Linked DNA regions of Homo sapiens: region 2 is linked to region 1. Evidence: read pairs that join two places in POLR2A ChIA-PET (ENCODE). Cell type or tissue: PC-3. All regions are shown on one strand. Each heading gives the region's core, and the rest is flanking DNA. Links, peaks and the distances in the headings are about the cores only. Region 1 has its middle 14 kb from the start of RGS9. Region 2 has its middle 7.9 kb from the start of GNA13.

What was found. ChIA-PET counts read pairs that join two places held together with the same protein. Peaks named below come from ENCODE experiments on the same cell type or tissue, not always from the same donor. Only the 100,000 strongest peaks of a DNase experiment are listed, where the experiment ranks them.
Region 2: POLR2A ChIA-PET joins it to region 1 with 14 read pairs; 16 of 35 experiments call an interaction of 5 or more read pairs at or near these places.

What each region holds. Positions count from the first base shown.
Region 1 is chr17:65,120,976-65,126,351 of GRCh38, forward strand. No RefSeq gene overlaps it. Among named protein-coding and RNA genes, the nearest start is that of RGS9, 14 kb to the right of the region's middle. RefSeq lists enhancers at 1,649-2,180, 2,181-2,711, 2,517-2,566. In PC-3, for the core only: no CTCF peak of the experiment used is centred there; DNase peaks (open chromatin) are centred at 2,476 and 3,236; H3K4me3 peaks cover 2,286 bases; H3K27ac peaks cover 2,655 bases.
Region 2 is chr17:65,061,983-65,067,358 of GRCh38, forward strand. No RefSeq gene overlaps it. Among named protein-coding and RNA genes, the nearest start is that of GNA13, 7.9 kb to the left of the region's middle. RefSeq lists an enhancer at 1,783-2,749. In PC-3, for the core only: no CTCF peak of the experiment used is centred there; a DNase peak (open chromatin) is centred at 2,859; H3K27ac peaks cover 2,133 bases.

The sequences.
Region 1 (5,376 bases), core at 203-5,202:
TAAGCTATGTTGAGTGATGTTCAAAACAATTGTTCTAAATTTTATTCTATGTCAGAGCAAGGTTCCAATGAATATCAATGCAAATATACAACACATTTAAATGGTTTTTAATTACATTCTATTTATACAGTTAGCAAATGTTGATCACATCTTATTAAAATAGGTCCATCTAGGAGACTGTGAACAAATTTCTAGGTTTGTCATTAAGAATCCCTGAATCTACTGAATTTTAGAATTTCGACACAATTCACATTTTTTCCAAATAATTATTTCTACTGTTTTATAAATAACTGTATATTGATAATGTTTGCTCAATAATATTGAGATGTTATTTACTGTTCATGATGTGTGCAGGAGGAAGTCCAAGGCCAGGTTTTGTTCATTTCCTTTTCCAGGTGTTATATGGCTTGTGGCACTTCACTAACTAGGAATCATTTTCTTGAACGTTCACAAAACAGAAACTATCCTAACCGAAATCCAGTCAGATGATTTCAAAAAAGTAGATCTGAAATGCCTTTTGAGAGCTGCGAGTGCCTTCTGAGCAGTCCTGTGCCCAGGTGAATGCTTTATGTCAGCATTTTGCAAAATGTGTTCTGGGAAAAACCACATGGGAGGGATATTAATAGAGTGTTACTTTAAAGTTTCTGTGGTTAAAATGCTAGAGAAACACCAGACTAAACAAAGTTAAGCAAGTTCATCACGGCAGGCCTTCTCTGAACGATCTAATATTCTATTAACTGTGTTAAGAGACTGGCAGATTCCTCCCTCCCTCCCTCCCCCCGCTCTTTCTCTCTTTCTTTTTTCTTTCTTTCCTTCTTTTTCTCTTTTCTTTTCTTTTCCCTCCCTCCCTCCCTCTCTTTCCTTTTCTTTTCTTTCTGTCTCTCTCTCTCTCTCTTTTTCTTATTTTCGCCTCAGGAACACATAATGGCAAATGCTTCTTTATAGGGAATATTTCCCAACACAATCTCATAGAAGTGTCAGAGAAGGTATATCAGTTTCACACATGAATAGTTTCCGTTTTATGGATAGTTTCCGTTTTATAAATGTTCAAGAAAATGATTCATAATCACTGAACTGCCACAAGCCATATAACACCTGGAAATGGAAATGAACAAAACCCGGCCTTGGCCTTCCTCCAGCATACATCATGAACAGTAAAATAACATCTCAAAATTATTGAGGAACTAACACCTGTGGTAAGTGGCTGCCCTGGTAGAGAATCCAGGCCAGTATTCTCAAACTAGTAGTCTACAATCATGAGTCTCATTTCTCCTTGGTAAGATTTTTTTTTTTCTGAGACAGGGCCTCATTCTGTCACCCAGGCTGCAGTGCAGTGGCACGATCTCAGCTCACTGCAACCTCCGCCTCCCAGGCTCAAGCCATCCTCCTACCTCAGCCTCCCGAGTAGTTGGGACTACAGGCGTGCACCATGATGCACAGCCTTTGGTTAAGAGATCTTGATTTTGTCTTCACCCTCCTCTCCCATAGGGAGGACGTTAGGACCCTTTCTACCCCTGTACCTCCAATCCTCCTTCCAAGTGGCACTGTCTGCATAGTTCTTGTACTCTACTCTTCCAGGCTCATAGTTCCTCATCTTCTGAACTAATCTTCTTCCCCATTATGTGGTCACAATACTAAAGTGCATTTTTTGTTTGTTTGTTTTGGTTACTTGACTTGTTAAAATTGACAAGTCAGTCGTTCTCCTACATACGGGAAAAATGGGCCCTGAAGTATATATATTTACAGGTCTTGTTCTGTCGCCCAGGCTGGAGTGCAGGGGTGCCACCAAGGCTCACTGCAGCCTCGACCTCCCAGGCTCAAGCAATCCTCCCACCTCAGCCTCCAGAGCAGCTGGGACCACAGGCGCACACCACCACGCCCGGCTAATTTTTGTATTTTTTTTTTTTTTTTTTTTTTAGTAGAGACTGGGTCTCGCTATGTTGCCCAGGCCGGTTTCTAACTCCTGAGCTCCAGCGATCCTCCCAACTTGGCTTCCCAGAGTGCTGGGATTACAGGCGTGAGCCAGTGCGCCCGGCCTAAATTAAATACTTTTAAGTTGCAGTGTCACCATTATTTTTTTCGAGCCTGTAGGGGTTATAAAAAGGAAAGTCCAGAGCTTAGGTATTGGAGGGGCCGATCTCGAGGTAGCACTTAGGCGAAAGGGATCCCGGCGCTATGGGCTTCAAGGGGGCCCCTCCGAAAAGCCTTCCACCCCGGCCCCCAATCCCGCGGCGCGCGAGTTCCGTGGAGGAGGCCGCCCGCGGCCCCAGAGTCGGCATTAGGGGTTCGCGTCCACCCGGCAAGGCCTCCCGTGAGCCCAGAGCAGGGACCTAAGAGGATGCGAGAAACCCTCCAGCAGAAAAAACCCCGCAAACTCAGTGCACTCAGGACGCTGTCTGAAAGAAGCCGAAAGTGGGCAACCGCCGGAAGCCGACACCCTGAGCCCGCATTTCCTCTCTAGGAATCCGGAGGTTTCCGCATCTCTATGGTCTGGGCGTCGAGCGGCGGAGCCTGTGGTCTCTGGCGCAAAGGAAAGTGAACTCCCAGCGAGGAGGGGAAGGAGCATCGGCTTGTCTCTTCGCGATCCCTTTCCTACCCCTTCTCACTCGTGCGCACCTGGCAGTACCACCAGCAGAGCCTCGGAAATTGCTTTCATCACGATTTAACAAAATGAAGACACAGGAACACAATAGGACACCCCCAAACTCAACAAGTTTCTCTAGCTTTTTGCCAGTAGTGTAGCGCACATGCATTTTTAAAATTTAGATGAAGTCTAACATTCATGCAATAACACAGCTGAAATGACGAGTAATAACAATAATAATAACCCAGAAATGTTTGACATTTGAAGTTCCTTTTGAGTTTGAACCCCAGGCTGGAACTGGATGAGCTGGCGTCGTCTCTCAGCACAGACCCTGTCCTCTGGTCCCTAAGGCCGCGAGCAGGAGAGACACACCTGTTCTTCCACTTGCTCCCAGGGCTCCAGCTGGCCCATCTGTTGATTCGAAGGTTCATGCTAACCAACTTACATATACTTTCTTATTTGTATTTTCCACTCTAAAAAGGGATAGGGAAAACAATGCAAATATAAATAACTGCAGAATCTACTAAAATTAGAATTGTCTAGGTTTACAAAACATATGGCATCCAACACAAATAAGGGTGTGGTGAAATTTGTTCATTCTGAGCAGACAGAATGTAAATATATGCATCCTGTTGAAAAACTACTTGGCATTTTATATCAAAAGCCACCGTGACTCATGGGATCCCATCTGTGAAAATTTATCTCAAGCAAATAATGCAAGAGAAAGGAAAAGCTGTATTTTTGAAGTGATTCTGCAATGGACAACTACTGTTATTGTTCGCCCAACATTCAGTTTTTCTTTTAATGATTTTAACAGTAGGATTTTTCTGTGGGAAACCTACTAGCCCTCAATCCACTTCTGGGGTGGGCCCATGACCCAGGCCTGGCCAATGAGAATATCCCAGCATGGCAAGGCAGTAAGACATGAAGTCATGAGCCAGGCTGAAGGCCCCGAGTCCTGGCTCTGCTGCTTAACAGATGCATGAATGTCAGCTTGTTATTCAGCTTCTCTGACTCTCAGTATACTCATTTGTTGAATGGGCACATTAATAGTCCCCTGCCTCACAGGGGTAAAGATTAAATGAATGAAGCAGGTGTAACAGGGCTTGTTATGTCCTACCATGATCAGTTCCTACCTCTGTGACTCTGATCAATATTTCCTATGTCTAGCATGCTTTATTACCACCTTTCCTTTCTTTCCTTTTCTTTTTACTTTCCACATGTTGCAATATCATCTACTGCATTATCCTAGACATTTATTTTATATTTTTCTTTCCTCCGGGGAATACCCTGAAGGTGGGACTGTGTCTTATTCATCTTTGTACTCTGGTTGCTTAACACAGTTCCCACCCCAGAAATGGTGCTCAATAAAGGCTTCTTGAAGAAACGGAATAGCCTTGAGCCCAGAGATGAGAAAGAAGTTGGAACAACTAGTGAAAAGGTGATAAATCCTAGATGATAAACAAAAGGGGAATAGAGAGAACCACATGAATATGAACAATTTTCTTTAAAAAACAAAAAAAAACTTGATCCCTGGGGATTGCAGACTCCCTATCTCCCTAGCCCTGGACTGGCTCCCATGTGGTGGACAGATGAGTTCTAAGGACAGACTTGTGCCTAAGATTCACTTTCTGAATTACTGCTTCCTTTTTCTGCCTTAGGAATCATCTCTTCCCTTGGAGACTAACAGGAGAAATTAGCATTCTTTTCAGATAGATCCAATCTGCCTTCAGGAAAGACCACCCCGCATGGCCAATATTCATGTGCAAAAATTCAGACATAAAATGCAAAGTGTAGAGGAGGCTTTAAGATACAGTAAACAAGGCCAGGCATGGTGGCTCATAACTGTAATCCCAGCACTTTGGGAGGCCAAGGCAGGAGGATCCTTTGAGTCCAGGAGTTCGACACCAGCCTGTGCAACCTAGCGAGACCCCCATCTCAACAAAGATATAGTAAGACACTAGGGAAAGGACAGGCTTCATTAGGTGCCTGGAGGAGATGGGTCAGGCCAGCCTGGAAACCCTCGAAAACCCTTTCTAATGAGTGATTGCTCATCTTTTGATGGTGATACTGAACGAGTGATACCAGCATCAATTTCTCTGCTGTACAAGACCCTCCTGGAATCCATCTGAGACTCAGAAATTCTCAGGTTTGAAAGAGATGGACAGCAGCACAGTTTGCCATTGAGTATAGAGTAGATCTCATCTACAACTTTGGACTGTGGCCACTGAAGCTGGGAACACTCCAAAGACACCCAGTTCCCTGGTCTGTGAGATCATCTGCTTAAAGTACAAAATTAGTTGTTAGAAAGTTTTTCCATGAAGTCCTAATTAGTATTAATGTAATAGTGTCTTAATTCAGGTATTGGTAACCCTTAGCAATCTTCGGTGAAGCATCCAGAACCTAACAGATAGAGGACTTCCTGACTTAACCGACTTCTCCTACCACCAGATTCTGCAATTTAGCAAACATTTTCACTTTTTTTTTTTTTTGAGACGGAGTCTCACTCTGTTGTTGCCCAGGCTGGAGTGCATTGTCATGATCTCGGCTCATGCAACCTCTAACTCCCGGGTTCAAGTGATTCTCCTGCCTCAGCCTCCCAAGTAGCTGGGATTACAGGTGTGCGCCACCACACCCAGCTAATTTTTGTATTTTTAGTATGGATGGGGTTTCATCATGTTGGCCAGGCTGTTCTCGAACTCCTGGCCTCAGGTGATCCGCCTGCCTTGGCCTCCCAAAGTGCTGGGATTACAGGCGTGAGCCACCATGCCTGGCCTAAACATTTTCACTTA
Region 2 (5,376 bases), core at 278-5,277, 59 kb before region 1:
AGCTTTTCTCCTCTTGTCACCTTAGAAAGAAACAAGCTCTTTCCAACAATACTGCCAGTCTTGAAATCTATTTCTAACTCTTCTGGAAAGATAGGCTTCTTATAGTTACAGTTTATTTTCAATGAAAAAAAAAGGTCTTACTTAGCTTATTTGCCAATCTTTGTGCCAAATAACTTTGGGCTGTTTACAAAAATCAGAATCATCCACAAAGGACAAAAAATGTGTCACCCTCAGACATGTTCAGAAGAATGTGCCAAAGGCTCTAGGAACAGTTCCAAAAGAGGTGTCAAAAATTTTTTTTGATGGGAAATATAATTTAAATAAGTGTTTCCCCTGCCAAGGTGACTACTTACTACTCAGGATGAGACAACGCCCATTTAGATGTTTATTTAAAAATCTGTCACATTACTTGATGGTTAAACCTTGTGTTAATCCAGCCTTCTTATTACGAAACTCTCTTTTGTCTCACCATCAGTACAAAATAGGTGGATTCTAACCCTTCCTTACAGATAAAACAGGCGTAGACTTTTCTTACCTTCCATAGGGAAAGGAAGGGAATTCCCAAGCCCTCCCAAAATACAAATCCCTTGCATTTGTGTCATGTTTTAAATGCCTCAAAGCACTTTGACCTACTTTATCTCATTCTCTGCTCACAGTAGCCCGACTAGGAACACCCAACATTAACCTCGCTCCCATTTAGCAAATGACTCTCTGAAAGCCTCATTCACTGTGGCCAGTTGCAGAGCTGGAACTGGAAGCTGCTTAGTCCAGTGCTTTTTTTTTTTTTTTTTTGGTAGGAGATAAGATCTCGCTCTGTTGCCCAGGCTGCAGTGCACTGGCGCTATCATAGCTCACTGCAGCCTCGATTCTCCCACCTCAGCCTCCTGAGTAGCTAGGACTACAGGTGTGCCCTACCAGGCCTGGCAAATTTTTTAATTTTTAGTATGTTGCCCTGGTTGATTTTGAACTCCTGGGCTCACGTGATCCTCCTGCCTTGGCCTCCCACAGTGCTGGGATTATAGACATGAATGACTGCACCCTGCCCCAGTGTTCTTGACTTTTTCTGTTGTTGTTGTTGTTTAAGAGACAGGCTCTCACTATGTTGTTCAGGCTGGTCTTGAACTCCTGGCCACAAGCTATCCTCCCACCACAGCCTCCCAAAGTGCTGAGATTACAGGCATGAGCCACTATGCCTGGCCCCCCTTGCTCTTTTTGATGTACAAAAATTGCCGTAGTGCCCAGAATGCCCAAGTGTATGAATTTCAAACCTGAGACAAGTAGCTAACTGGACTTAACCTCCAGGCACCATAGAGTTCAGTACTTTATTATTTTTCCAGCCCCTTTCAGGCTGACTGCCATCTTGAAGTTCCCCAGCTCAGACAGATCCTGGTAAGATGTTCTGTACTTTGAACTCAGGCTCTGGTTTGTAAAATATTCCAGGTGGCTGATGGAGAAATAAGAAAAGAGGAGCCAAGCTTGTTTGTTTGTTTATTTGTATGATGCACAAGCCCCACACATTTTTCACTTACCGTAGGAAGATTTAAAAAGAAACCCTTTTGTGTGTGTGTGTGTGTGTGTGTGTGTGTGTGTGTGTGTAATGAAATTTGATGTTGCCTTTACCAGAATAAGCCTCTCATGTGGAAAATTTTGTATGAAACTAGACATGTGGAATCAAATTGGTGGTGGTTTTGTTTGTTGTTGTTAATAACCGAAAACATGACTTTAATTATTGGTTGTATTTTTTCTCAGCCTCCAAAAAAGACCTATGGGCTGCTGTTGACCAGCTGAGACCTCAGCTCCTCCAAAGTCAGAAGCTGGTACTGTCTTAAAGGGACACTGGCACTCCTAAAATCCTTCCACCTTGCTTACTGCGTCAGATAGGTTTAAGGGCAATCTGTATGTAACACTCATCACAAGGCTTTGCCTGTAAATCTGAGATTCGGAAAAACTCAAAACATCGTGCTCACCCCTTCTCCTTTATTTTTACTTACAGCTTTTAAAGCAGAAGGATACATTTTTAGTATTTTATTGCCTGTCAATGCTCTGCGCCTTGCCAGAAACGGATAACGATAATTTTAAATTATTTATGTGTTTATTTTTATGAGACAGTTTCACTCTGTCACCCAGGCTAGAGTGCAATGGTATGATCACAGCTTACTGCAGCCTCCAACTTCTAGGCTCAAGGGGCCTACCTCAGCCTCCCAAGTAGCTGGGACTACAGACCACCACACCCGACTAATTATTTTTTGTAGAGACAGGTTCTCACTTTGTTGTCCAGGCTGGTCTTGAGCTCCTGGCCTCAAGTGAGCCTACCACCTCGGTCTCAAAAAGTGCTATGACTACAGAGGAGAGTCACTGTGCCTGGCCTAAGGATGCTTGAATGTAAATTCTGTTTCTCCAGTGAAGTTCAAGTTGGCAGTCTCAATTCATTCCTCCATGTAAAGATCTTCTGCTCACAACCCGGCAGCAGACAGCAGTTTTCTTTCCCTCGGAACACTGGATTAGCAAGCTTGGACCTGCCCCTTCCAGCAGCCACACTCCTGGCTAGCTTGCTCTGTCTACAGGTAGCATCACATGTCATGGCCTGTAGACCCGGCCTTTACCTCAGTGCAAAATGCCAGGGCATGTCCTCTGGTTGAGTTTATCATCGAGCAGTAAGGGCTCAGAGGGTGCTGAGAAATGGTCCATGCAGCCTTTGTCAGACCATAACACGTGGGCTCCCAGTGCAAATAATATCATAAGTTTTCTTTAAACTCCTGTGTCAGCTGCTACAGAAAAGAAAGGCCTGCTCACGATAGGATTCAGGGAAAGGCAGCAACTGCTGAGTCAGAATGACAGAATTAAAGGGCTTAGCAGATGAGGCACTGTAGCTGAGGTCCCTCATTTACTTTGTTTATTTAGAAACAGGGTCTTGCTCTGTCGCCAGACTGGAATGTAGTGGTGAGATCACTGCTCACTGCAGCCTTACCTGCTAGGCTCAAACAATCCTCTTTCCTCAGCCTCCCAAGTAGCTGTGACCACAGGCACATGCCACCATGCCCTGCTAATTTTTAAATTTTTTGTAGGGATCGGAGGGCGTCTCACTATGTTACCCAGGCTGGTCTCAAACTCCTGGGCTCAAGCGATCCGCCCACCTCAGTCTCCCAAAGTGCTGGGATTACAGGCATGAGCCAATGCACCTGGCCCTCATTTGCTTTAGTTATTAGCTTTCTCCTGGTTGTGGAAAGGTTATGCCAGGCCCAAAGAGGAGAAGAGGAGAAAATAAAAACAAAGGAAGGTGCTGGGTGTGTGGCAAGCAATTGTGTATTTGTGATTGTTTCCCCTTTCTTTGCTCATTAACAGAACTATAATAGGAAAAGCTCCCTTAAGATAGTGAGATACTGGGTGTGGTGGCTCACACCTGTAATTCCAGCATTTTGGGAGGCCAAGGTGGGAGGATTACTTGAACCCGGGAGTTTGAGACCAGCCTGGGCAACATGGCGAGATCCCATCTCTATATCAAATGTATACATATACGTACATATATACATACATATATATATTTTTAAAGATAGCGAGGGAATCGACTTTTCTGTGGAAACCAGTATGGATCATATCAGATTTTTTTTTTTTTTTTTTGAGATGGAGTCTTGCTCTGTCACCCAGGCTGCAGTGCAATGGTGCACTGCAACCTCTGCCTCCCAAGTTCAAGCGATTCTCCTGCCTCAGCTTCCTGAGTAGCTGAGATTATAGGTGTGCGCCACCACGCCTGGCTAATTTTTATATTTTTAGTAGAGATGGAGTTTCACCATGTTGGTCAGACTGGTCTCAAACTCCTGACCTCGTGATCTGCCCGCCTCGGTCTCCCAAAGTGCTGGGATTACAGGCTTGAGCCACTGCACCTGGCCCATATCAGATTGTTTGCTATTCATTTGGTTTTCCAGAGAAGGATGTAGTACAGTGGGGAGAACCCCAGGGAGAACTCAGTTAATAGAACAGAGCCTTGCCTTTCTTATCTGTAAACTGGGAGTTACACACACAGATTTATTGTAGGATTAAATTACAGAACCCCCAGGCTCAGTGTTTGTCCATAAATGGGAGGTTCCGTTTTAGGTTTTTTGAGGAAGGAACAACAAAACTTCTTTAAAAGCCCTTTGAAGGTTTAGCAACGTTGTCACTGTCAGAATGCTCTCTCTGTATCTTTCCAAAGCCCTTCCTTTTATGATTTAAACATGGTTGCTCTCTGTCTCATGCGCAGGCTCACTCACAGCCACAGGTGTGTCCCCAAACAGGATCTGTTTCTGGTGGAAAGGGCCTGATGCAGCAATAAGAAAAAAAAAAATGCCTATTTGGGGTTATATCCAGAATCTTAACTCTGAAGAGAGGAAGGATTTACTAATTCCCACAAGCCTAAGCAATCACTTCTTCAGCCAGAGAGCAGAGGTTAGAGTAGGGATGCTGGCACAGTACAGTAAGAGCAAGAGCTTTTATCTGAGGGGGTGGGGGGCTTGTGCAAAAGGGGGAAGAAAAAGGAGTGGGTTTTGTATTCTTTTTTGTTTTTGGAGACAGAGTCTCACTCTGTTGCCCAGCCTGGAGTGTAGTGGTACTATCTCGGCTCACTGCAACCTCTGCCTCCTGGGTTCAAGCAATTCTCCTGCCTCAGCCTCCTTAGTTGCTGGGATCACAGATGTGCGCCACCATGGCCGGCTAATTTTTTTGTATTTTTAGTAGAGATGGGGTTTCACCACGTTAGCCAGGCTGGTCTCGAACTTCTGACCTCAAATGATCTGCCCACCTCAGCCTCCTGAAGTGCTGGAATTACAGGTGTGAGCCACTGCACCCGGCCTGGGCTTTGTATTCTAATCTGGAAACTGGACATCATAATTTCAGAGGGTTTTGTAGGGGTTATATAAAAGAGCAGGCTATCCATGTTACCATGTTTTCTTCTATCAAAGTGCTTATTGTCCAGTTGATGGACTGGTATCTATGCCATCAAGGTCATGGGCAATGGGGGGTGCCTCATGGGCATGAATGTGGATGAGTCAGCCCGCACGCCCATGCTCTGTGCACTCCTTCACCCCCAGCAGCTGCCACTGGACAGCCCTCAGGCTTAGGATGGGTACATCAGTGGTGCAGTCCTCCCTCAGCACAGCCCTACACCCAGACCTTGGCCCACTTGAATGAATAGCCTTGTAGTCCCCGGTACCTAGGGTTTGGTCTGAGGGGAAGTACAGGCTCTGGTAAGTCCCTTGGCATTGCTCCATGTGTAGGGGTAGCACCAGGCGAGGACCAGAGCAGGATCCTCTAAAGCACAGGCGGGCAGGGGCCTCTGTTGCCTGGAGCTAAGAGTGGTACTGGCTGGGAAGACATAATGCAATAGCATCTAAATTGCCCCTG